Linked DNA regions of Homo sapiens: region 2 is linked to region 1. A link is an interaction called in ENCODE POLR2A ChIA-PET data of the cell type or tissue named here. Cell type or tissue: OCI-LY7. All regions are shown on one strand. Links, peaks and the distances in the headings refer to the core of each region. The heading gives the core; the rest is flanking DNA.

Region 1 (17,604 bases), core at 7,481-11,480:
AGGAAACAACGTGCTGGAGAGGATGTGGAGAAATAGGAATGCTTTTACACTGTTGGTGGGAGTGTAAATTAGTTCAACCATTGTGGAAGACAGTGTGGCGATTCCTCAAGGATCTAGAACTAGAAATACCATTTGACCCAGCAATCTCATCACTGGGTATATACTCAAAGGATTATAAATCATGCTACTATAAAGACACATGCACATGTGTGTTTATTGCAGCACTATTCACAATAGCAAAGACTTGGAACCAACCCAAATGTCCATCAATGATAGACTGGATTAAGAAATTGTGGCACATATACCCCATGGAATACTATGCAGCCATAAAAATGGATGAGTTCATGTCCTTTGCAGGGACATGGATGAAGCTGGAAACCATCATTCTGAGCAAACTATCACAAGGACAGAAAACCAAACACCATATGTTCTCCCTTATAGTTGGGAACTGACAATGAGAACACTTGGACACAGGGCAGGAAGCATCACACACCAGGGCCTGTCATGGGGTGGGAGGCTGGGGGAGGGATAGCATTAGGATAAATACCTAATGTAAATGACGAGTTGATGGGTGCAGCAAAGCAACATGGCACATGTATACCTGTGTAACAAACCTGCATGTTGTGCACATGTACCCTAGAACTTAAAGTATAATAATAATAAAAAAGAAAAAAGAAATTAAACATATGTAGGCTAAAAGGAAATATGGACGTCAAGAAATGACATATAGTTTTAAGGTTTTGATGACAGAAGAGAAAAATGCTAGAAGTTTTCCCAAAGGTAGGAAAAATAAAAACATAATAGTTCTGGGCACAGTGGCACAGCCTATAGTCCCAGCTACTTGTGAGGCTGAAGTGAGAGGATTGCTTGAGCCCAGGGATTCAAGGCTGTAGTATGCTATGATCCTGCCTATGTATAGCTACTGCTTTCTAGCCTGGGCGATGTAGTAAGACCCCATATCTTCAAAACAAAACAAAAACTGTAATAGCGATAATAGTGACAATGTCTGTTGTTAGTCACAGAGCAGGAGTACCATGTCTGGAAAAACGATTGTACTTCATGGAAATGCTGTGGCTAATGATGCTGTTATGAACAAGGGATATTGGTATGTCTGGTAAATTGAATATGGAGCCAGAAAAGTTACTGTGTTTGAGAATAAAAGTGATAGTACATGTCTCTGTCATCAAACTAGGAAATGTAGCACAGACAGATTTTTTTTCTTTTTGCTTAACTGTAGGTATATAATAAAGTGTTCTGACAAACTGTTAAACAGAGCCTTGATAGACTATGTATCTAGGTTTGTCTGTTGTCTTTCTATCTACCTATCTATGTGTTAATATTAGGAGCTTCTGACTTATTTAATACTTCTTCCTGTTTGTATAAAATTAACTGCAGTAATTAACTCAGATTGGCTGTGAGCAAAAACAGAACTATTACAGTAATTTGACTTACTAATTTATGTAAAACATTTTCTGCCTTTTAAAAATCATCTTAATTAATGCAAGGGTAGAGTAATTATCAGCCCACCAACTATTTATTTATTAGGATTCCCATTGCTGTAGGCAGAATAAAGCAATTTTTCATATTGTGACTAATGGCAATTTTGATTAATTTTGCGCAATTAGCTTACATCTATCTTAAGTAACCAGTCTGCTTTTGGTAAAATTTTCATGTCTGAAATAGGAAACTCTCAGTTTATATTTTCTTTTTCTTTTTTTTTTTTTTGAGATGGGGTCTCGCTCTGTTGCCCAGGCTGGAGTGCAGTGGCACGGTCTCGGCCCACTGCAACCTCTGCCTCTCGGGTTCAGGCGATTCTCCTGCCTCAGGCTCCTGAGTAGCTGGGATTACAGGCATGTGCCACCACGCCCAGCTAATTTCGCCCACCTCTGCCTTCGGTGTAGCTGGGACTACGTGGAACTCCTTCTTCTATATTTTTTTCAGCCCCACTTTCAGTGTGCTTCCACTGTACTTAGAGGGAGTTGCTGTTGCCTTCATAATGCTTCCTCCTTTTCTTCTTCTTCTTTTTTTTTTTCTTTTCTGGAGACAGAGTCTTGCTCTGTCGCCCAGGCTGGAATGCAGTGGCGCGATCTCGGCTCACTGCCACCTCCACCTCCAGGGTTCAAGTGATTCTTCTGCCTTACAGTTGTGAGCCACCGTGCCCTGCCCTCAATTTTAAAATATTCTTAAAAAGAAAAATCTTCCTCCTATTTTTAGTCCCACTAAGCCAGAGGTAAAACCATGGTTTAAAAAACAAAACAAAACCAGAACACTTTTGAGGCTGGGTGTGGTGACTCACACCTGTAATCCCAGCACTTTGGGAGGCTGCGGTGGGCAGATCACTTGAGGTTAGGAGTTTGAGACCAGACTGGCCAACATAGCAAAATCTGTCTCTACTGAAAATACAAGCAGATTAGCCAGGTGTGATGGCACGTGCCTGTAGCCCAGATACCTAGGAGGCTGAGGCACAAGAATCACTTGAACCTGGGAGGCGGAGGCTGCAGTGAGCCAAGATTGTGCCACTGTACTCCAGCCTGGGCAACAAAAAACCAAACAAACAAACTGCTTTTGGGCCTGGTGCAGTGGCTCATGCCTATAATCCCAGCACTTTGCAGGGCTGAGGGAGGCAGGAGGTTTGAGCCCAGGAGTATGAGACTAGTGAAACCCCATATCTACTAAAAATACAAAAAATATTAGCGGGGTGTGATGGCGCACACCTGTAGTCCCAGCTACCCAGGAGGCTGAGGCAGGAGGATTGCTTGAGGCTAGGAGATCAAGTCTGCAGTGAGCTGTGATTGTGCCACTGGACTCCAGTCTGGGTGACAGGGTAAGACTCTCTCCAAAACATCCTCAAAAAATACTTGTATTTGAAATTTGATAATTCAAAAAGTTATACATATAGTATTATAATTACACAGCTTGATGAATTTGTCTATTCATGCACCTGTGCCACAGTGTTTTAGTTACAGAAGCTTTATAGTAGGTTTTAATGTCTGGTAAGTCTAGTCTCGTTTTGTAGTTTTTCTGTTTTAGTACTTTCCTGTTATTCTTACATGTTTGTTTTTTCATGTCAATATCAGCTTGTTCAGCTCCATAAAATGGTTTGTTAGTATTTTTATTATCATTATATTGAATTTATAAATTAACTTGGGAGAATTTATATCTTTATAATGTTGAATTGTCTTATCCAAGAATATCATATATTTTTCTATTGTTCATCTTCTTTTAGTTTCTTTTGGGAGTATTTTAACATTTTCCTCATACGGTTTTTTTTTTTAAAGCTTTATTGAGATACAATTCACATGTCATAATATCCTTTTTTTTTTTTTTTTGAGATAGCGTCTTAATCTGTTGCCCAGGCTGAAGTGCAGTGGTGTGATCTTGGCTCACTGCAACCTCTGCCTCCCGGGTGCAAGCGATTCTCCTGCCTCAGCCTCCCAAGTAGCTGGAACTACAGGCGCTTACCACCATGCCCGGCTAATTTTTTGTATTTTTTCTAGAGACGGGGTTTCATTGTGTTAGCCAGGATGGTCTTGATCTCCTGACCTCGTGATCTGCCCACCTCAGCCTCTCAGAGTCTCAAAGTGCTGGAATTACAGGTGTGAGCCACCACACCCAGCCCTATAACATTGTTTTTTAAAAGATGTATAAAGATGTGGTTGTTTAGTATATTTACAAATATGTGCAGCCATCATCACTACCTAGTTCCAGAACATTTTCATCACTCTTAAAAAAACCCCATACTCATTAGCAGTTACTTCCCATCCCCTTCTCTTCCCAGCCTTGGAAACTACTAATCTATGTTCTGAGTCTATGGATTTGCCTATTCTGAATATTTCATTTAAGTGGAATCATATAGTATGTGGCTTGGCATAACATTTTCAAGGTTTATGCATGCTGCAGAGTATATCAATAATCATCCCTTTATATTGCAAAATAATGTTTCATATATGCCATATTTGTTTATCAGTTGGTGGACATTTGGATTATGTATACTTTTTTACTATTTTGGTAATATTGCTATGAACATTTTTATACAAGGTTTTGTTTAGACTTTTTTTTTTTTTTTTTTTGAGACGGAGTCTTGCTCCATTGCCCAGACGAGTGCAATGAAGCGATTTTGGCTCACTGCAACCTCTGCCTCCCGGGTTCAAGTGATTCTCCCACCTCAGCCTCCCGAGTAGCTGGGATTACAGGCATGTGCCACCACGTCCAGCTAACCTTTGTATTTTTAGTAGAGATGGGATTTTGCCATGTTGGCCAGGCTGGTCTCGAACTCCTGACCTCAGGTGGTCTGCCCGCCTCGGCCTCTCAAAATGCTGGGATTACAGGCATGAGACATCGTGCCCGGCCAGACATGTGTTTTTAATTCTTTCTGATAGGCGTTACGCATTTCTTACTACATTTATTACTAAGTATTCTTTGTTGGTGTTGGATTTTCTTTACCATTATATACTCCAAGTGTTTATTAATTTTTGTATTGATCTGTATTAATTTGTTGCTAATCATAAATTTACTTACAATTTAACATATGGGTCCTTGTTGACATTGTTTGGGAGATAATTCTTTGGTAGACAGGGTGTACTCTCGCATTTTGGGAGCAGATTTCTGCCTATGTCTCTTAGATCAAACTTACAGAGTTACTCACATTTTATGTGCCCTGATTTCAGTTTTTGTCTCTTTATTACTGAGAGGTGTGTATTAAAATTGTCTTGTATGATTGTGGATTTCTTAGTTTCTCCTTGTAAAATAGTCAGTTTTTGCTTTATATGTTTATAAATTATGTTATGAAATGTATTCAAATTTGGATTATTTTTGTCTATTTGTGTCTTCCTGCTAAATACTACCTTTCTTTAATCACTATCTTCTTTATCCTCAATAATATTCTTACTCTAAATACAATTTGTCTATGTTTATAGAGACACGTCATCTTTTTTCAATTTGTTACTTTCTATGGGTATACTTTAGGCATGTTTCTTGTAAATAGCAATTGTATTTTGTTTTCCCTTTTTTTTTTTTTTTTGAGACGTAGTTTCGCTCTTGTTGCCCAGGCTGGAGTGCAATGGCGTGATCTTGGCTCACTGCAACCTCCGCCTCCTGCGTTCAAGCGATTCTCCTGCCTCAGCCTCCCGAGTAGCTGAGATTACAGGCGCCCACCACCACATTTGGCTAATTTTTTGTATTTTTAGTAGAGATGAGGTTTCACCATGTTGGCCAGGCTGGTCTTGAACTCCTGACCTCAGGTGAGCCATCCCCTTCGGCCTCCCAAAGTGCTGGGATTACAGGCATGAGCCACCGCGCCCTGCCCATCTTAACCATTTTTAAGTACACAGTTCAGTGTTAGGAAGTACATTCATATTGTTGTGTAACCATCACCACCATCCATCTTCAGAACTTGCATCTTGCAAAACTGAAACGCTGTACCAATTAAACAATAATTCCCGGGATCGCATTAGGAGATATACCCAATGTTAAATAATGAGTTAATGGGTACAGCACACCAACATGGCACATGTATACATATGTAACAAACCTGCACGTTGTGCACATGTACCCTAAAACTTAAAAGTATAAAAAAAAAAAAAGAAATAGTAAATACGGTAAAAAAACAAACAAACAATAATTCCCATTCCTCCTTCCTCCCAGCCACTGATAACCACCATTCTACTTTCTGTCTCTGTGAATTAGATTACTCTGGGTACCTCATATGTGGGGAATCATACAATATTTGTCTTTTGTGACTGGCCTATTTCACTTTGCATAATGTCCTCACAGTTCATCAATGTAGCATATGTCAGAATATCATGCCTTATTAAGGCTGAATAATACTCTATGTATATGTTACATTTTGATGATCCATTTATCTGTCAGTGGACACTTGTGTTGCTTCTACATTTTAACCATTATGAATAATGCTGCTGTGAATATGGTTATGCAAAAAGCTCTTTGAGACCTTGCTTTCAATTTTTTTGGAGTATATACCCAAAAGTATATGGGTATATGCTACATCATAAGGTAATTTTATTTTTACGTTTTTGAGAAACTGCCGTATTATTTTCCACAGTGACTGTACCACTTTACATTCCTACCAGCAGGGCACAAGTATTCTAATTTCACTACACCCTTGCTAACACTTGTTATTTTCTGTTTGTTTGATGGTAGCCATCCTAATGAGTGTGAGGTGGTATCTCATTGTGGTTTTGATTTGCATTTCCCTAATCATTAGGGATGTTGAGTATCTTTTCACATGCTTCTTTGGGGAAATATAAATTTAAATCCTTTGCCTAGTTTTAATTTTTTTGTAAAAGATGGGATCTTGCTATGTTGTCCAGGCTGGTTTGGCCTGCTGAGTAACTGGGACCACAGGCACAAGCCACCATTTCCTGTAGTCCCAACTACTCAGGAGGCTGAGGCAGGAGGATCACTTGAGCCTAGTTTTTAATCTGGTTGTTTGGGTTCTTTTTTTAAAAATTGTTGCATTATAGGGGTTCTTTATATATTCTAGATATGAAACCCTTATCAAATATATGATTTGCAAATATTTTCCCCCATTCAGTGGGAGCATTTTTACTCTGTTAATACTGTCTTTTTTTGTGTGGAATTTCAAATTTTTCATTGTCTAGTATGTCTGTCTTTTTATTGCCTGTGCCTTTGGTATCATTCTCCACCTTTTTTTAAGATCTCTTTATTTGTAATGTTTTGCTGTGTCTAGGAAAGTTATTTTTGTTTTTTCTTTAATTGGGAGTCATTGTCATTTCTGAATCTGAGGATTTTTAGCTGTTACTTCCTCCAGCAACCCCCAGTTTCTAGAGTCTGTAGCTAGGCAGAGACATTTTCTTGTTATTCCTTTGCTGTTGGTTGATTTTTTTTTTTAACCAGCCTCCCCTGTCCATTCTTGCACTGAGAATGTGTAAAAAATGGTGAAACCCTCAATACCAGCTCTGCGCTTCATGCAGACAAGGTTTCTGAGGCCTTGTCTACTTTAAGGGCATTAAAAGCCAAAAATCTTAGTTACTCGTATTGACAGGTTCCTCCAGGGTTGCTGAAAGCTTTACTCTTTTGTGAGCTCAGCATTTGACAGACTAATTTATCCAGCATTTCTAGATGTTTTATTAAGATGACATTTTCATATTAGTTACTGTGTTGCCAAAAAAAAAAAGAAAGTTGCATTTCTTTTTTATAATTAATTTATTTCCCTTTTTTCCTCTTTTTCCTTTGGAATTCCATGTAGTTGGACCTCCTGGATGGAAGAACTCTTCTCAAGCTTTTCTACTTTAAAAAAAAATTTCTTTGTTTTACTTTGTGGGAGAATTCCTACCCTTCCTTTGCTTCTTTCTCCTCCCCAAATCCCCTGCTTCTGTTCTACTTCCCCTCCCTCCCTCTCTTTCTTTTTTCCTTCCTTCTCTTTTTTCTTTCTTTCTTTCTATTTTGTCTGTTAATTTGGTGTCTCCTGTTTTGTTATCTTGGCCTCTTTATTTCATGTTAGAGATTTTCCTCAGTTGTTTAGTAAACTTTGGCCATCTGTTCAGATTAAAGACCGAATCAATAAAAAGCTGAGTAAAAACTCTTTGTCCATGGGAGTTGTTAAGTGTAAGCCTTACACAGGGTGATTGAGTGCTTGCAGGTCTTTTCTCTTGGATCACTTTCCCTCGCAGAGGGATCTCCTAGTCCCAGGCCGATTGTTTTGCGTTCTGGAAGCTGGTTTGGGGAAGAGGCCTGAGGTCCACTGTACAGCATGTAAATCTTCATTTAATCTTTTTGTGAGATGATATAATACACAACCCTTTTGTGTACCTAGTTTCTATGTCCTTAAAAGGTAAACCATTTGTTTCTTGCTGGGATGCAGAAGGGGCATTTTCTGTCTTTCTTTCTTTTTTGAGACAGGGTGTTGCTCTTGCCCAGGCTGGAGTGCAGTGGTGTGATTATAGCTTGTAACCTCAAGTTCCGGGGCTTAAGCAGTCGTCCCACCTCAGCCTCCTGAGTAGCTAGGACTATGGACAGACATGTGCCGCTACACTCTGCCTTTTTTAAAAAATCTTTTTGTTAAGATGAAGTTTCACTGTGTTGCCCAGGCTGATCCTGAACTGGCCTCGGGTATTCCTTCCACTTTGGCTTCCCAAAGCACTGGAATTGTAAGTGTGAGCCACTGGGCTCAGCCAGAAGGGGCAGTTTCTTAGCTACATGGGTTAAGACTTTATTCAAACTTTCAATCAAGTCTTTTTATTAACAGCCCCAACTGAGATTGTTACTTTCAGATGGCTTCAATTCTTAAGCCTTTGTGATGAGATATATGTAAGATATATTTTAATTATGTATATATAACTTATAAATGGTTTGGGAGGCTGAAGTGGGAGAATTGCTTGAGGCCAATTCAGGACCAGCCTGGGCAACACAGTGAGATCCCATCTCAACAAAAAGTTTTATTAAAAAAGCAGAATACTGACCGGGTACAGTGGCTCACTTCTGTAATCCCAGCACTTTGGGAGGCCGAGGTGGGCAGATCACGAGGTCAAGAGATGGAGACCATCCTGGCCAACATGGTGAAACCCCATCCCTACTAAAAATACAAAAAATTATTTGTATTTTTACAAAAATTACAAAAATTTGCTGGGCCTAGTGGTGCACGCCTGTAATCCCAGCTACTGGGGAGGCTGAAGCAGGATAATTGCTTGAACCCGGGAGTTAGAGGTTGCAGTAAACCGAGATCTTGCCACTGCACTGCAGGCTGGCAACACAGCGAGACTCTGTCTCAAAAAAAAAAAAAAAAAAAAAAGCGGAGTGTAGTGAAACATGTCTGTCTGTAGTCCTAGCGACTCAGAAGGTTGAGGTGTGAGATATAGATACCTGTAATATCTATAATATGTTAATATATAATATTAATATATATCTTATAGATAAGTTATATAATTAAGATATATCTTATAGATACATATATCTGTATGTCTCTAGGGATATAGATATATCTGATCATCTATATATAATTATATAGGTAGATACATCTAATTACATATACATTACATCTTATAGATATCTATAAGATATCTGTATATATAACATATATGTTTTTGATGGGTTTATCCTTTTTTATCTTTTTAACATCATTTTACTGTAATTTTTTTTTTTTTTTTTTTGAGACAAGGTCTCACTCTGTCACCCAGACTGGAGTGCAGCGGCAAGACCTTGGCTCACTGCAACCTCCGCCTTCCGGGTTCAAGCGATTCTCCTGCCTCAGCCTCCTGAGTAGCTGGGATTACAGGCACGCCACCACTGCCTGGCTAATTTTTGTATTTTCGGTAGAAACGGGGTTTCACCATGTTGGCCAGGCTGGTCTTGAACTCCTGACCTCAAATGATCTGCCCGCCTCAGCCTCCCAAAATGCTGGGATTACAGGCATGAGCCACCATGCCCGGCCAATTTTACTGTAATTTCAAGAAGGGATGGATAGAGACCTGTGTGTTCATATTTAACCAAAGAACCTTATAGTACATTTTAATTATGTTATTTTCATGTAAAAATAATATTATTATAAACTCAGGAGTTTTTTCTGTGTGCATTTCTACTAATGGTTATTGCAGTTTCAGAACTATAGAAAGGCATCCAAAAGGGCAATAAGAGACATAAAGAAGAGGAAAAATAGGTTAATAACAAAGAATAGGAGGCTCAGATACATGTATCAGAGGGACTTTGATGAAGTAACGTCGCCACCTTCTGGCTTTTAAAAAAACTGTGTTGTTTCTGTAATAAAATCTGGGAATGTGTAGTCCCAGCTACTCGGGAGGCTGAGGCAGGAGAATCGCTTGAATCCGGGAGGCGGAGGTTGCAGTGAGCCAAGATCGTGCCACTTCACTCCAGCCTGGTGACAGAGAGAGACTACATCTCAAAAAAAAAAAAAAAAGAAAAGAAAAAAATTCTGGGAACCCCATGACTGGTAAGTAGCTAATTTGCATCCTGTGTCAGATTTAGTGGATTTGGTGTTGTTTAGTTGTTCTCTATACTATTGAAGAAACATACTTTTTTTGACATAGGATTTGATTACAATATAACAAAGTCTTTTCAAGCCCCCTAAGAAAGGGTTCTATCTAAAATATCTTAAAATATGTCTGTTACTTTAGGTTATTTCTGCTTGCATTAAGAAAACAAATATTGTTTCTATGTGAAGGAAAATATACAATTTAAAAAATTAAGTTAATTTGTTGCATAGATAGTTTGTGTTCATGGTACAAAATACAAATGATATGAGAGGCCATGAGTCATCCTACTATTTTGTAAGAATTAATAAAAAAGAAAAGAAAATTAAAATGTTTTTCTCTCAGCTAGCCAGTTCCTTTGCCTTGAGAGAATCTTTTTATACAGATGGTAATGTACTACACATACTTCTTTATAACTTTCTTTTTTTCACAGAACAGTTTATACTGGAGGTCACTCTATATCAATACACAATGAGCTGCCTCATTTTTTTTAGGCCATGATGTGTTTAGCTAGTCTACTATTGATACGCAGTTATGGGTTTTCCAATCTTTTGCTATATAAATGACACTGTAGTGAGTATCCATATAGATATATGTGTGTGTGTGCGTGTGTGTGTATGTGTATGATTTCATATGACTCTAGAAAAAGCTCATAGAAGGATGTATAAATTTCTATTTGTGTTGGATATGGTGACACTGCCCTCCATAAAAGATTATGCCTGTTTATTCTTCCACCACTAACGTAAGGCAAACTCTGTTTTCCCTCATGTTTCTCAGGACAATGTATTGGTATCAGTCTTTTCATCTTGTCTTGAAACCTTATTTTACATTTCTCTTATGAGTGGGCTGAACGTATTTTTATATGTTTAGAAGCAATTTGTGGGATTTTTTGTTTGTTTCTTTGAGATAGAGCTTCACTTTGTCACCCAGGCTGGAATGCAGTTACATGATAATAGCTCACTGCAGCCTTGAACTACTGGGCTCAAATGATCCTCCTGCCTCAGCCTCCCAAATAGTTGGGACAGCAGGCACATGCCACCACGATTGGCTAATTTAAAAAAAATTTTTTTTTTTCGGTAAAGATGGAATCACCTTATGTTGTCCACACTGGTCTCAAACTCCTGGCCTCGAGCAATACTCCCACCTTGGCGTCCCAGAGCACTGGAGTTACAGGTGTAATCTACAATGCCCAGCTCATTTGTGTTTTCTGTTATATATTCTTTGCCTACTTTTTCTTTAGGCTGTCACTCTTCTACTTATTTTTAGGAGCTCATAGTTCACAAGGTAGAAGTTAACTTTCTATAGTATAAGTTGCAGATACAATTTTTCCAGTTTATTTTCTTATGATTTACATAGTGATGTTTTCTTTAAATGTAAAAAAAAATGTGCATTTTTTGTAGTCATATCAGTCTTTACTTTGAAGACTTTTCTGGGCTTGGTTTCATATTTAGAAAGATCTTCCACACTCAGAAAATTAAAAAATTTAACTTCCGTGTTTTCTTCTCTTACCAAAAAAATTACGTTGAATTCTATGGGCTATCTGAAATTTATTTTGAGTGAGGTATAAATTATGGCTCTAACTAATTTTTTCTATATGATTACTCAGTTGTCACTTCTTTATTGAAATAATTCACCCAATGCATTCATACCTCACTGATTTGAAGTGTCAGCTAAATTTCTTTGTGGATTTAGGTCTTTTCCTATACTTTTCTGTTCCCTCTATCTGTATGCTTTTTCACTTATCAGTGTATGATATTTTAATTATTGTGACTTTACAACTTGTTTAAATAATTGGATGAGGTCAATCCTTCTGTGTTTCCATAATTTTATGGCTATTCTTGCTTATTTTACCACATTAACTTTTGAATCAGTTGAGCAAATTAAAAGGAAAAGATATTGTTAATTTTATTGTGATTCATTCTATTCATAGATTAATTTGGGGGCAGTTAGTATTGTTATGATTTTGCGTTTTGTCACTCAAGAACCTGGCATTTTTTTCCATTTGTTTTTTGTATCCCTATGTATTTCTTGCTGAGTTTCTTCCTGATGTTTTTTTCTTGTTTTTTTCTATGTAAATGAGTTAATTTTTTCCATTATGTCTTTACATAGTTGTTATTAGAAGACATGGTTCTTGTGTATAAGTAAGCTGCTAATTTGGGGGGATTAATTTTGTTATCGGTCATCTCCAGTTGAATCTCTTGGGGTTGCTCTGTAAACAGTTGTAATCATATGTAAATAATAATAGTTTTACTGCTTCAGTTCTGCTTTATATACTTCTATCTTTCATCTGGTTGTGTTGGTTAGTAACCTATAGAACACTGTTAAATAATAGTGGTGAGTGATAATAGTAGAAATCATTTCTTTCTTTTATTTAATGGGATTGTTTCTTTAGTGATGCATAATGAAAAATATATCCATAGATTCTTGAGAGGAATTTGACAAAATTACATATACATTCTTGGTAAAATATAATCCTATTAAGTAATTATTCATCACTTTTCATTATTTCATCATTTTGCATGCCATAGCTTTACATAAATGGGCCGGGTGCAGTTGCTCAAGCCTGTTATCCCAGCACTTTGGGAGGCCTAGGGAGGTGGATCATTTGAGGTCAGGAGTTCAAGACCAGCCTGGTCAATGTGGCAAAACCCCATCTCTAATAAAAATACAAAAATTGCTGGGCGCGATGGCTCACGCCTCTAATCCCAGCACTTTGGGAGGCTGAGGCAGGTGGATCGCGAGGTCAGGAGATCGAGACCATCCTGGCTAACATGGTGAAACCCCGTCTCTACTAAAAATACAAAAAATCAGCCGGGTGCAGTGGCACGCGCCTGTAGTCCCAGCTACTCGGGAGGCTGAGGCAGGAGAATCACTTGAACCCAGGAGGTGGAGGTTGCAGTGAGCTGAGATCATGCCGCTGTACTCCAGCCTGGGCGTCGGTCAGAGTGAGACTCCGTCTCAAAACAACAACAACAAAAATTAGCAGGGCTGTAGTGGTGCGCGCCTGTAATTTCAGCTACTCAGCAGGCTGAGACAGGAGAATTGCTTGAGCTTGGGAGGTGAAAGTTGGTTGCAGTGAGCCGAGATCGCGCCACTGCACTCCAGTCTGAGCGACGGAGAGACCCTGTCTCCAAAAAAAAAAAAACTTTATATAAACGTAATCATACTGAATGTGTTAGTTTTTAAATTCTGTTACATTTATAAGGTTTATCCATGTTGTTGCATGTTACTGCAATTAATTAATTTTAATAGCTATTTAACTATAGCTATTTAACTATACTCTGCCCAGATCTCTTCATATTAGAATACCCATTCTCCACCTGCTTAGGCTCACAGCTGCATCCCTTATTGGGAATTGCCCTTGGCCCTGAATACTGTCTTGCCCAAGGTTATGCTTCCTCCCAGAGGTGTCCCTGTGGCCAGTAACTGTGTGTTGCTTGGATATAAGATCCAACCTAACTTGTCTCTATTTGGGACAACTCCAAAGGGCTCTGGAGCTCCATGTTGTATCAGCTGAGGCCCCATTTGCAATATCATTGGTTCAATTTCTTCCCTAAGTCCAATCCTGCTGCCTTCACTTGTTATAGGTATATCTCCCCAGAGCACTTCCCAGGAAACTTTCTGCATGATAGTCTCCCTCTCAGAATCTGTTTTGGAGGAATGATTCTAACACAGTTGGTATTGGAAGTGATCCTAGGTAGCAGACTAAATTTTAGAGATAGGTTTCTAAATTTTAGAGATAGGGATTTTAGAGATAGGTTTCTTGCTGGCTGGTTGGCAGTGAGGACCCCGTCTCTGGTGGTAGGTAGAGTACAGATAGTGTAAGTTTGCACTGAATTTATCGTTATGTGGGACCCAAGTGAGCAGGTAAACTTTTGATGCACTGTTATTTAAACTGGTATCTGTAGACCTGGTTATAATGTTATGGATTTTCTTGAGTTTAAGATACTCTGGTCTGTATTATTCTATTATGCCTTTTATTTATTTCATTTAAATCAGTGAGTTTTTAGTTCTTTGGGATCAAGGATCCTTTATGCTGACTTCCTACCAAAGTAGGGTTTAAGAGAATCCTCATAGTGTGTGAAGATCTCCACTGTTTTCTCGTTAACCAGAGGGAAAGTTGGCATGGTTGAACTTGTTCTCTGAGGTCTTAATAGACAGGTGGCTGTAACTGATAGGTGTTTTCTTTCCCCTTCTTTAGATTGCCTAGGTCAGACTAGAACCTCAGAAATGTCTACAATGAAGTTTTTTTTTTTTTAACTTCGTATTTTTAGTAGAGACAGGGTTTCTCTGTGTTGGTCAGGCTGGTCTCGAACTCCTGACCTCAGGTGTTCCGTCCGCCTCAGCATCCCAGAAGTGCTGGGATTACAGGTGTGAGCCTTTTTTAAACTTCATATCCTAATCATATGCTACTCCTTGAAAGAGTCTTCTAAACTGTATAGTCAATCTGTATAGCCTATGGAAGCACAAGGGAGGACCTCTTCTTTGCTCACCTGCTTACAAAAGAATTAGAAGCCACTTTAGCTGGTTTAATACAATAGTTGGATTGACCGTAAAGTGCTTAGGTTTCTGTGTTAACTCTTCTAGTTTGATGGCATTTTCATCTCATAGTTCTTAATTCTGTAATTTTAACTAATTATCTCTATTACTAATTTAACTCGAGTTAGAACCTGATTCCCACCCTTTAGCTGAATTAGAAGCTGTTCCTTTGTGCTTCCATAGTGCCCCGAATATCTGTCTAGTGTCGTAGTATTTTAGCATGTTATACTGTATGCATTTGTCTTGCTCATTTGTTTGTGAACTTCTTGAAGGGTGGGACTCCGTTATGTCTCTTGGGTAGAGCACAATGCTGGGTACATGATGGGCATTGACTAAATGTTTGTTGAATAAATAAATAGCCTGACTCTCATTAGTCCCCATCACCCCTCAGTTGCTGGTTAAAACTTCTGACTTTTTAAAAATTCATTCAATGTGAGTCTTTCACAAATCTCCCTGGTGAATATCCATACCTTAAAGCTGGCACACACACGTCTAGTTCTTTTCTCTGTCATCATAAACTATTGCTGTCTCCTGCTTGCAGCTGCCTCTTTCATTGAGTTCCCAATATCTGCAGATGGCTCTGTCTGATGAGCTCATGGGAGAATTTAATTTTCCGTTCTACAATCCAAATAAATTAGTCTGCTATAACCCCAGAGCTGCTGGTAAAGCAGTCGTTGCAGCTTTAGAATTCTGATGCCAAAAAGGGGTTATATGCACAGTGAATGAATAGTGCCATGGGGTTATGAACAGTGGTTGTTCCCATCACTGCAGCTGCTTGGGTGAGGCATCAGAAACCCCTTCAAGTGTACTACTGCTACAGTTAGCTATAAAGGTTTTCCCAGCACCTTCAGCTGCCATGGTCTCCACCTCAGTTCTCTTTACATCTTATTAGTAAAATATCTTAGGAAAAAGCTATAAGCAAAGATACTGTGTAATAGCTATATGGAGAGTTTGACAAACATGCTGGATAGTTGCTTACAACATTTCAGTCACCTGATTCTATTACTAATAAAATATTTTTTACTGATGACTTGGCTGGTAAATGGCATGTTTATCTAATTTATGGGTTCATGCTTATTACTAATGATTGCATCCCTTGATGTGAATCTTTCAGTTTTTCTTGTTCATGTTAGAATAATTGCATTTATCTGTTAAGAAAACGTAACACTATATCATTGATATGTTTTCTTTCTTTTTTTCTTTTTTTTGAGACGTAGTCTGGCTCTGTCGCCCAGGTTGGAGTGCAGTGGCGCGATCTTGGCTCACTGCAAGCTCCACCTCTCGGGTTCACGCCATTCTTCTGCCTCAGCCTCTGGAGTAGCTGGGACTACAGGCGCCCACCACCAAGCCCAGCTAATTTTTTGTATTTTTAGTAGAGACAGGATTTCACCCTGTTGGCCAGGATGGTCTTGATCTCCTGACCTTGTGATCTGCCCGTCTCGGCCTCCCAAAGTGCTGAGATTACAGGCATGAGCCACCACGCCCAGCCTTCTTTTTTCTTTTCTTTTCTTTTTTTCTTTTCGATGGAGTCTTGCTCTGTCGCCCAGGCTGGAGTGCAATGGTGCAATCTCGGCTCACTGCAACCTCCGCCTGCCGGGTTCAAACAATTCTCCTGCCTCAGCCTCCCGAGTAGCTGGGACTACAGGCGCGCACCACCATGCCCAGCTAATTTTTTGTATTTTTAGTAGAGACAGGGTTTCACCATGCTGGCCAGGCTTGTCTTGAACTCCTGACCTCGTGATCCGCCTGCCTTGGCCTCCCAAAATGCTGGGATTACAGGCGTGAGCCGCTGCACCCGGTCTCTTTTTCTTGTTTTAGAGACAGGGTGTTGCTATATTGCCCAGGTTGGAGCACAGTGACTGTTCACAGGCAAAATCATTGTGTAGTACAGCCTCAAACTCCTGGGCTGTAATGATCCTCCCATCTCAGCCTCCCAAGTAGCTGGGACTACAGGTGTGTGCCACCACACCCAGCTACTTTAATATATTTTCTATGTTGATCAAATGGTAATTCTATATTTAATTTTTGTAGGAATTGCCATTCTATTTTCCACAGCAGTCAAACTGTTTTTTGATGGCCTTGAAACTCTAAGGACAGCTTGGCAGGATATAATATCTTTGGTTTACATTTTTTTCCCTTAAGTTTCTTGAAAGTGCTGTTCTACTGTTGTCTTGCTTTGTATGTTATTTTTGAGAAATACAATGTTAGTCTAATTCCTTTGCTTTTGTAAATAATTTATCTTTTTGCTCGGATACACTGAGAGTTTTTTCTTTAAATAATTTTATAAGGATATGTGTGAGAGTTGATCATTCTGAGTCAGTTTTCTCAAATATCTGGTAGGATCTTTCATTGTATAGATTCAAGTATTTTATTTCTGGAATGTTTTCTTGGAATGTACTTTTTTTTTTTGAAACAGTGTCTTGCTCTTTCACCCAGTCTGGAGTACAGTGGCGCAATCTTGGCTCACTGCAACCTCTACCTTCTGGGTTCAAGCTGTTCTCATGCCTCAGCCACCCAGGTAGCTGGGATTACAGGCGCCTGCCACTACACCCAGTTAGTTTTTTTGTATTTTTAGTGGAGATGGGTTTCACCATGTTGGTCAGCTGGTGTCAAACTCCTGGCCTCAAGTGATCCACCTGTCTCGACCTCCCAAAGTGTTGGGATTACAGGCGTGAGCCACTGCACCCAGCCAGAATGTACTTTTAATATTAGTTCTGTTCCATTGTTTTGATTTTTTTAATTAGGGACACCAGTAATACTAATGTTCAACCTCCTTTGCCTATCATTCATTTCAATCAATTTCTCTCTGTTTTTTTTAAAATTTTATTTTCTTCATTATTTTCTTGCTCTTTGTTCAGTGTCTTTTATTAAGTTTTCGTTCAGTCTGTTCTTTCTACATACCTTATAATTTAGTTTTTATTTTTGGTTCAATGCCAAAGTAAAGCAAAATAAAAAATAATTTAATAATTTAACTTTCATTTCTTATATGATGTTCCTTTTGTTTGTTTCTTTCTATTTCTTTAATCAGCTCTTACTCATTTCTTTCTGTTTTTGTCCATTTTGGTACTTAGTTTTTGTACTTCCGATTCAAGGTCTTCTT
Region 2 (4,000 bases), core at 1-4,000, 70 kb before region 1:
GATGTGGAAATTTTAAACACTACTAAATGCATTTTCCTAAAATATGTTTTTTAAAATATAGATATTTCACAGTTCTTGCCGAGTGCTTCACTTTTTCACTAGAAGTAAACGACTTTTTACAGCCAGTTTGTTCACTTTCACAACCCAGCAGACTTCTTTGAGATTGGTCTGGATTTTACAGAACTTGACTGAGGTAAGAAAATACTGTGTGTATGTGGAAAATATGTGTGTATGTGGAAACCATATAAAGACTATGGGGAAGAAAAAATTAAAGGAATAAAGATAGTAATTTGATTATTTGAGGGAAAATTAAGTGTCTACCACATATTGGAATGGAAGACAAAGTGGCATCTTATTTTGTTTGTTTTGCTTTTCTTTTTGAGACAGAGTTTTGCTCTTGTTGCTCAGGCTGATGTGCAATGGCGTGATCTCGGCTCACTGCAATCTCCAGCTCCCAGGTTCAAGTGATTCTCCTGCCACAGCCTCCCAAGTAGCTGGGACTACAGGCGCGTGCCACCACGCCCGGCTAATTTTTTGTATTTTTAGTAGAGATGAGGTTTCACCATGTTGGCCAGGCTGGTCACACACTCCTGACCTCAGGTGATCCATCTGCCTCAGCCTCCCAAAGTGCTGGGATTACAAGCGTGAGCCGCCACTCCCCGCCATATCTTTGATTTATATCAGTGGAATTCTTTTGTGTCAGACTCCTTTTGCTCAATATTATGTTTTTGACATATAGCAATGTTGTGTGTAAATTACTTTGCTTATATTTTCATTGCTATTTGCTGTTCAATGTATGATTTTACCATAGTTTATTGTCTATTCTATTCATGTACATTTGGGTTATTTCCTGTTTTTAGCTGTTATGAATAATGCATCTCTTGGTGTACATGTAATTGCTATGTCTATACATAGGAATGGAATTTTTAGGGCATGAATGTGTATATATATCTTCACCTTTTTTTTTTTTTTTGAGACAGAGTCTCACCCTGTCACCCAGGCTGGAGTGCAATGTGCGATCTCAGCTCACTGTAAACTCTGCCTCCCAGGTTCAAGCGATTCTCCTGCCTCAGCCTCCTGAGTAGCTGGGATTACAGGCGCATGCCACCATGCCCAGCTAGTTTTTGTATTTTTAGTAGAGATGGGGTTTCACCATGTTGTCCAGGCTGGTCTTGAACTCCTGACCTCGTGATCTGCCTGCCTCAGCCTCCCAAAGTGCTGGGATTACAAGCATGAATCACCATGCCCAGCCATGTATCTTTACCTTTAAAGGATAATGTCAAAACACTTTTGCAAAGTGATAATAACAATTTACACAGTATCAGTATGTGATCAGAGGACTTTTTATTTCATTTACTGTCATAATTGACATTATTAGTCTATATTTTAGCCATCCTAGTTGGTAAGTAATATCTGAGTGTGATTTTAGACTGGATAAAAAAACAAGATCTAACTATATGTTGTCTATAAGGGACACACTTAAGATTTAAAAAATATAAAGAGGTTAAAAGTAAGTGAGTGGAAAAGATATATCATGTAAACAGTCACTGTAAGAAGCTGGAGTGGTTATATTAACATCAGGTAGTATAGACTTTAAAACAAAAACATGTTACTAGAGATAAAAAGGGAATTTTATAATGATAAGATGGTGAATTCATCATAAATATATAACAGTTATAAACACCTAATAACAGAGGTCCACAATACATGAAGCAAAAATGGACAGAATTGAAGGGAAAAATAGAAAGTTGAGCAGTGATAGTTGGAGACTTCAGTACCCCACTTTCTTTTTTTTTTCTCTTTTTTTTGAGACGGAGTCTCACTCTGTCACCCAGGCTGGAGTGCAGTGGCGTGCTCTCGGCTCACTGCGAGCTCCAGCTCCCAGATTCACATCATTCTCCTGCCTCAGCCTCCCGAGTAGCTGGGACTACAGGCACCCGCCCCCGCACCTGGCTAATTTTTTGTATGTTTAGTAGAGATGGGGTTTCACTGTATTGGCCAGGATGGTCTTGATCTCCTGACCTCGTGATCCACCTGCCTCGGCCTCCCAAAGTGCTGGGATTACAGGCGAGAGCCACCGCGCTTGACCCTCACTTTCAATAATGGATAGAATAACTAGACAGAAGATTAACAAGGAAGTAGAAAATTTGATTAACAGTAACAACTAACTAGACCTAACAGACATTTATAGAAAACTCTACCCAAGAACAGAATATACACTCTCTTGAAGTGTACATGGAATTTTCTCCAGGATAGATCATAGGCTAGGCCATACTACAAGCCTCAATAAATTTAAAGGGGTTGAAATTATACGAAGTCTGTTGTCTGACCATAAAGGCTTCGAATTAAAAGTAACAGAAAAAACTTGGGAAATTCAAAAATATATGAAGATTAAACAACACACTTAAAAATAACCAAAGGGTCCAAGGAGAAATCATAAGAGAAATTAAGAAATACTTTGAGATGAATGAAAATAAGATACAACATACCAAAACTTATTAGATGCAGATAAAGTACTTAGAAGGAAATTTATAGCAAAATGATATTACATGTAGAAGAGTATATTTAAAAAGAAGCAAAATATCACGTCAATAGTCTACCATTCTACCTTACGACATGGAAAAAGATGAGCAAACTAAATTCAAAACAAGCAGAAGGAAAGAAATAATGGAATTAGAACAAAATTAATATAATAGAGAATAGAAAAACAGTGAAGAAAATCAATAAAACCGAAAGTTGCTTCTTTGAAAAGATTAGCTAAACTGACAAAGACGAGAGAAAACCCAAATAACTAAAATTATGAATTATTATGAAATTATGGATATTAATACTGACCTCACAGAAATAAAAAGGATTAATAGGCAATACCATGAACAAGTGCATGCCAACAAATTAGATAACAAGATAAAATGAAAAATTTCCTAGAAATACACAAACTACTGGAAATAACTCGAGGAGAAATAAATAATCTGAATAAATCTATAACAAGTAAAGAGATTGAAGTAATAAATAATAAATTCTCACCTAGAAAAGCCCAGAGCCAGATGGCTTTACTAGTGAATTCTACCAAAAGTTTAAAGAAGAATTAACACAATCCTTTCACAAATTCTTCCAAAAAATAGAAGGGGAAAATAGACAATTGAATAGTAATAGTTGGAGACTTTAATACCCCACTATACTTCCATTATTGGAGTGGATTATACTTCCATTATTGGAGTGAGAGATACTTCCCAGCTCTTTCTTTTAGGCCAGTATTCCCTGATAACCAGATCAAAGACATCAAGAGAAAAGAAACTGATAGACCAATATTCCTTATGAATACAAATGCAAAAATCCTCAACAAGGCTGGGTGTGGTGGCTCATGCCTGTAATCCCAGCACTTTGGGAGTCTAAGGCAAGAGTATTGCTTGAGCCCAGGAGTTCAAGACCAGCCTGGGCAATATAGCAAGACACCATCTCTCCAAAAAAATTAAAAATTAAAAAATTAGCTGGGTATAGTAGTACACACCTGTAGTCCCAGCTACTTGGGAGACTGGGGTGGGAGGATTGCTTGAGCCCAGGAGTTTGAGACAGCAATGATCCAGGATCACACCACCACTGCACTCCAGCCTGGATGACAGAGCAAGACCCTGTCTCTGGAAAGAAACCACACACACACACAAAACTTCAACAAAATATTAGCAAGTCAAATCCAGCAACATATAAAAAGGATTATATATCATGACTAAGTGGGATTTATCCCAAGAATACAGGATTGGTTTACCATTCAAAAAATCAATTAATATGGATCTTTTATAAAAACTGGTAAATGTAAAAAAATAGAAAATTAATATACACCATATTAATAGAATAAAGGACAAAAAAACACATGATCATGTCAGTAGATATAGAAAAAAGCATTTGACAATATCTAGCCCCTCTTCATGATAAAATGCTCAACGTACTAGGAATAGAAGGAAACTCCTTCAACCTGATCTTTGAAAAACCCACAGCCGACACC

What was found. ChIA-PET counts read pairs that join two places held together with the same protein. Peaks named below come from ENCODE experiments on the same cell type or tissue, not always from the same donor. Only the 100,000 strongest peaks of a DNase experiment are listed, where the experiment ranks them.
Region 2: POLR2A ChIA-PET joins it to region 1 with 5 read pairs; 2 of 35 experiments call an interaction of 5 or more read pairs at or near these places.

Annotation. Positions count from the first base shown.
Region 1 is chr3:142,118,470-142,136,073 of GRCh38, reverse strand. All of the region lies in intron 1 of TFDP2 (transcription factor Dp-2), which reads left to right. Among named protein-coding and RNA genes, the nearest start is that of TFDP2, 22 kb to the left of the region's middle. In OCI-LY7, for the core only: a CTCF peak has its summit at 9,699 (motif pointing left); a DNase peak (open chromatin) is centred at 9,683; H3K27ac peaks cover 1,189 bases.
Region 2 is chr3:142,194,995-142,198,994 of GRCh38, reverse strand. It overlaps GK5 (glycerol kinase 5), which reads left to right. Exons shown (of 16, transcript NM_001039547.3): 5 at 62-193. Among named protein-coding and RNA genes, the nearest start is that of GK5, 29 kb to the left of the region's middle. In OCI-LY7, for the core only: no CTCF peak of the experiment used is centred there; no DNase peak of the experiment used is centred there.